2 separate regions of the Homo sapiens genome follow, and region 1 is linked to region 2. Evidence: chromatin loops called from intact Hi-C (ENCODE). Cell type or tissue: psoas muscle. All regions are shown on one strand. Links, peaks and the distances in the headings refer to the core of each region. The heading gives the core; the rest is flanking DNA.

What was found. Peaks named below come from ENCODE experiments on the same cell type or tissue, not always from the same donor. Only the 100,000 strongest peaks of a DNase experiment are listed, where the experiment ranks them.
Region 1: it touches region 2 in a loop (2.3-fold over the local background); 2 of 110 quality-filtered maps call a loop at or near these places.

The regions. Positions count from the first base shown.
Region 1 is chr9:95,853,228-95,856,156 of GRCh38, forward strand. All of the region lies in intron 1 of ERCC6L2-AS1 (ERCC6L2 antisense RNA 1), which reads right to left. It overlaps LOC124902221 (a long non-coding RNA gene), which reads left to right. Exons shown (of 3, transcript XR_007061680.1): 3 at 171-559. Among named protein-coding and RNA genes, the nearest start is that of ERCC6L2, 21 kb to the right of the region's middle. In psoas muscle, for the core only: no CTCF peak of the experiment used is centred there; no DNase peak of the experiment used is centred there.
Region 2 is chr9:95,743,924-95,746,852 of GRCh38, forward strand. No RefSeq gene overlaps it. Among named protein-coding and RNA genes, the nearest start is that of ERCC6L2, 130 kb to the right of the region's middle. In psoas muscle, for the core only: no CTCF peak of the experiment used is centred there; no DNase peak of the experiment used is centred there.

The DNA of each region.
Region 1 (2,929 bases), core at 238-2,737, 110 kb after region 2:
GTCTTCTAGTCCTAACTGCCCTGAGGCACTCTGCACATCACCCATGGTGGGTTTTGAGGCCCACTGGGATCATCTAGGACCTTGAGAAGGGGTTGGCTGTTACAGGAGCTCTAGTCTATAACACTGACAGACATTTCTTCTGCTCCATGTTTCATTTTCTTGTTTAACAGGTAGACCAATTTGCTACTAAGTTGGTTTCTCCAGCCTCGGCTGTGAAAAAGCAGCATCCTTTGGGAAGCATTTTGCACTTACTGCAATATTCCAGCGATGCCAAGTCACAATCTCAGTGAGCTCCACACTTACTCAGGTAAATTCAACTAATTCATGTGCTATGTTAGCTAAATGGAAAAATATTGATTCAACCATTCTGCTTACAAAGATTGTTAGATTTTATACTAAGTCAGAATTTCATCTGCCTCCTTTCTGACATTTGTGTAAAGGTTGGATGCCTATAACACTGAAAATAATTTATAATATACTGACCTCTATGAGCTTACAGTGGTATAGTGCTGTAAGCTATTAACATCCTTATTTACCCTGAGAGGATGCAGGATAGTTAGAAACACAGATAATTGGTATTGTAAGGCCAATTGCCTATGTCTTAAGAATAATTATCATTATTTGCCTGGCATTTTATTTAGGAATAGGCTAATGGCATTCTTTATAAACAGTGCTATCTTATTCTTAAGTTTAGCTCTGTTTCTTAAATAAAGATAATTCCTTAAGATCCTTTTTTCAAAATTCTAAAAGGACCTGTCTTTTACTACAAAAACTTTAATAATTTTTATTTTTTCCAATGTTTTATTATGAACATTTTCTAACATATAGAAAATTCAGAAGAAAAATACAATGAACACTCATATCACTTAGACACCTACCATTTAGATTCAACAATTGTTAACATTTTGCCAGATAAGTGGGTGTGTGCACTTGTGTGTGTATGTTGTTTGCTGAACCTATATCAAAATAAGCAACAGACTTCATGATATTCTTCCCTAAATATTTCAGGGTCATCTCCTAAAAATAGGGCATTCCACTACATGATCACAATACTACTAACACATCCAAGAAAATTAGCAATTATTATAATATTATCTTATACCCAGATCATGTACAAATTTTCTCATTTGTTCCTCAGATATATATTTAAGCATGTGTTGAATGGCTGGGTTTTGTTTTAAATCCAGGTTTGTATATTGCATTTTGTTTCTGTATTTCTTTTAATCTCTTTTAGTGCAACAGTGTTCTCAGTAGCACCCTCATGCCCCAACACATCTTCTTTTCTTTGGCATTGAATTTTTAAAGCATCCAGGACCATTGTTTTGTATCATGTCTCAAATATGTTTATTTCTTCATAGTGTCCTATAGCTGGTTCATCTCCTGTGTATTTGTCATGAACTGTAAGTTGAAGTCCTTTAGCTGCATCTTAAATATTTGATCCTAGTTATAGCCACTTATGTTGGCTTTTCTATCGTTGCATGTAAATAAGACTTGACCTTATTCAATAAACTAAAGTCTTTCTGATTTTATAAAATATAAGTGCCTCTAAGTGAGACCTCTCTCCTGTACTTTATGACTTCTTAGTAAATGCATAGCACATATTTACCATCTGAATCACACCATTCAGATTCAATCTCTCTGGATTCTTGTAAGTCATCCAAAATTTTTCATTTAGAATGTGGTGTACTACACTCAAAATTACTCTTTTCCTGCCAATATGCTGTCTTTTTTTCCTTAGGATTATCTCTTTGGAGATTTTTAATTAAATATATTCTTTTCTACTGATAGGCAGTTAAAGTCTGAAACTTTAAACATCTGGTTATCTACTTCTAGGGTAATAATGTATTTTAGAAAAACCTAGAAATTAATGCAATTTATAAAAATAACTAAATTATTTAGTGTACCAAGTGTGAGAGAAATCTGTATGCTAATTCTAGAATGTGCAGTAACATGAAGTAGAATAGTCTCTAGACAAGTGTGAAATTTTTAATTAATCCAAGCTATATCTGAAAAAGTGATGTTTGAGGGTTTCAGAGTGATTGTAAATTAAACTAATTACAAATTGATTACCATTGATAAGTTGGTCCTTTAAATTCTTAAGATAAAATGAAAGCTGAATTTTTATTTGTGACTGATTTGACTATTTCTGTACAATATTTGCTTTAGGAAACATTTTAGTGTTTTCAAAATTCACCTTTTAGCTGGATCCAGTGATACGTCTGACAAAATGACAGGCAATTTGGAAAGCGAACATGAAAATATCTGAGGAAGGGCAGTCCAGACTGAAGGAACTGCAAATACAACAAACCTAGAGACAAACCATCAACCAATACTTAGCAAAAAAACTAGACTAGGAAAAATGTCTGAAAAACCCTAGACCACCTACGTCCTCACTTGCTACAACTTGAATAGTCCTAAAAATATTCCCATGAATACTACATTTAAGAAGAATATTCAAGAAGAATAATACTTAAAAATATACTTGTGATAAATTGGGTAAATTTAGCAAATTGTTTTTAGGCAAATTGATGCTTTGCTAAGTTGACTTATAGAGGACTGGTTTTCAATCAATTGATTTCTGGCTAATTTACCTACAGCTGTGCCTGCTGCAGAATAGACATTTAGTAAATGTTTATTGAAAGAATGATAGGAAAAAGCTTGCATGTGAAACAAAATGCCAAGTATTGTATTGAGTTTTGTATCTGAGAGCAATAACTTAACTGGAAACTAATTTGGGTTTGTGGCTTATCTGCCTTTCTGATATTTGATCCCATCCAAAAACCATCTGCAGGTTTTTTAACTGCAAAGCCTCACAAGACCTATCTCTGGCCCAGTTTATCTCCTGGTGCCTTCCTTTCATCTTCAAAGCAGGCCCCAGGAACTCAGCTTTCTTTCCTCTCCAGCAACTCAGCCATCCTTTCTATCCCTT
Region 2 (2,929 bases), core at 125-2,624:
TAGGAAGCAAATCTGTTTCTCACTTCAACAGAAAACTCATGGAGCATTTTGGGGAATAAAATTCTCCACCTTGTTAACAAATCAGTAAGGAAGGATTATTCAGTAATTGATGGCTGACACTACTGGTTAACAATTTGGGAAAAAAAATATTACATTTCCTTCCCCCTGCCTAAATACATCCCAGATGGTCTGAAGAGTTTTACTTAAAATAAAAACCTAAATGAATTAGAAAAATATCAGTGGATATTCATCTAGTCACATAAAAGTCAAGAAAAAAAATCATAAAGACCTTGGCTATAACTTCATAAAAGTATACAATTCTACATGTCATAAAATGCCACATAAAGTTTTAGAAATGAAAAACTAAAGGAATATTTGCAATAGTTGCAACAGATAAATGTTCAATCTCAATTATTTAAACAGCTCTTACAAATCAATATGAAAAAGACAAACGCTTTAACAGGAAAACGGGCAAAACTGTAAATGGGCAATTCAAAGACAAATTTAAAAAGCTAATAAATATTGAAAAATAAGTGTTCAACCTTTGAAGGCCAGGCATACTCTGCCAGAAGAGGGAGGCAACGAGGTCAGTGGCTTATGGCCTCTGTGATGTGTGATGACAAAATCTTCCTGCCTCCATACATTGGATATATTTTTAGTGACAATCGTCATGATTTCATGGACCTGGGAGTTCTATTTTCTTTTTTGTTGTTGTTGTTTTTGTTTTTTCTGAGGCAGTCTGTCTCTGTCACCCAGGCTGGAGTGCAGTGGTGTGATCTTGGCTCAGTGTAACTTCTGCCTCCCAGGTTCAAGTGACTCAAGTGCCTCAGCCTCCTGAGTAGCTGGGATTACAGGCACCTGCCACCACGTCTGGCTAATTTTTGTATTTTTTAGTAGAGACGGGGTTTTGCCATGTTGGCCAGGCTGGTCTTCAACTCCTGACCTCAGGTGATCCTTCCGCCTCGGCCTCCCAAAGTGCTGGGATTACAGGCATGAGCCACCATGCCTGGCCAGTTCTGCTTTCTTTAAATCACTGTACATTGTATACACTCTTAACGGTTACGAAAATATGAAAATCCTTAAACGATCCAGGTGATTTAACAGAATACCTAAGCAACTTGTAGTTAGCGCTAAGCCCATGAACTTGGTAGACAGCAACTTATTTGGCCTTCAGAGCATCTGGTGTGTGAGTGTGAGTGTTTCTCAATAACTAACGTGATTCTGAGGTTTGCATTTATTTGTTCACCCCTCTAGGTGGACAGCCTGACTGTTATTTCCCTTATATCTCATTGTAGGTGGACTGGAACCATTTCTAAAGAGATCAGGAAGTATCAGGGAATGGGATCTATTCAGTCTTTCGGTTACCTGTAAGTTGAAGCTGAAAGTCAGCCTTGCTATCCATGGAACCTGCATCTACATATCCAGGTACTTTTTGCCTACTAAATCCTCTTCTCATTTCATGGAACTCAGCCTATCCCTGGGCTGCCTTTTGAAGCTTCTATTACTGGCTAACACAAGTGGTAGTCAGCCCAACTTTTGATCAATATCTTAGAATATTTTGCCACTGTTCTCAGTAAATGAAGTGATGTTTTCTCTTTTCATTAGCAATGAAAAGATAATCCATGTTGTTTCTAATAAAATCGATATTGAAGCTACATACGTGAAAAATATTTATAGCAATTTAGGAAATACATCACATGAAAACATTTTCGCTCTGGTTATAAAAAGGTCTTGAATTGACTTAATGAGGCCAAATATGGAAACCATGCCTTGGGCCTTCAAAAACTTTCTCTGGTCTTGAGAAAGCTCCTTGGCTGTAGTTTGAAACAGGCCTGGGGATTAGTCGAGCTTTCCCCAGGGCTCTGGGCATTACAAGCGAGTGCTGGTGGCAGGTGTCTGCACTTCCATGATTATCATGTTCCATCAGATGCTTTTGCTGTCTCACTGGGAATATGAACTCCCTGGCACTTGCCCTTCTCAATGACACCAGTGGCACCTGCAACTTTACTGGAGAGCTTTCTCTACCTACAAAAACATGCCGAGGTCACACTTGGGAAGTGGAAGTGCCAGGCATTTATCATCTCCTCAGCCAATAATAAAGAGGAATTGGAGGATAAATACCCCAACAGCCTCACCTTGGGTAGGACAACTCAGAGGCACATTTGGTACGGTCTCCTAGAGGTCCCCAGCAGGATTGAACCCCATATCCTGAACAGCGATCTGTTGACTGTAGGCGGCCCTCTCCCCATAGTCTTCACTTACCCCCTCTCCTGCTAGTGGTTCCTGAGATTAGTTCACAAATGAGCTTCTTGCACATGAACCTGTGTCTCAAAATCAGCTTCTGGGGGAACCCAACCTACTGCAATGTTGCTTAATAGTTGTTGTTTTTAATTTTATTGACACCATTGTCCATTGCAACCCATGTGATGTCCCTTAGGTTAGTCTGAGTCTCTTGGTCTGTCTAACATACCACTGACATTAGGTTCCATGTCAGCGAGTATACCTAGCCATTTATTATAGGTCCAGGCAGCTACCAGAGCTGAATTAGGTGAATAGGAAAAAGAATACCCAACCCTCACTACTACAACAGGACTATGATATGATCTCACTGAACTCTTGATCCTCTGCCCCAACCCCCCCGAAAAAATCCTGCTCCTCCTAGAGCTTCCCCCATCTGAGTAAACAGCAACCCCCAGCATCCAACTGTACAAGCTACACCCTTGGCCTTCTGCGTGACCCTTTTCTGGCTCTCACATATTTTACTGGACTTATCAGTGAATCCTGATGTCTCTGCCATCAAAATACAGATGCTCCCCAATTTACAATGGGATTATGTCCCAGCAATCCCATCATAAATTGAAAACATCATTAAGTCAAAAAATTATGTATTATACCTAACCTACCAAACATCAGAGCTTAGCCTGGCCTG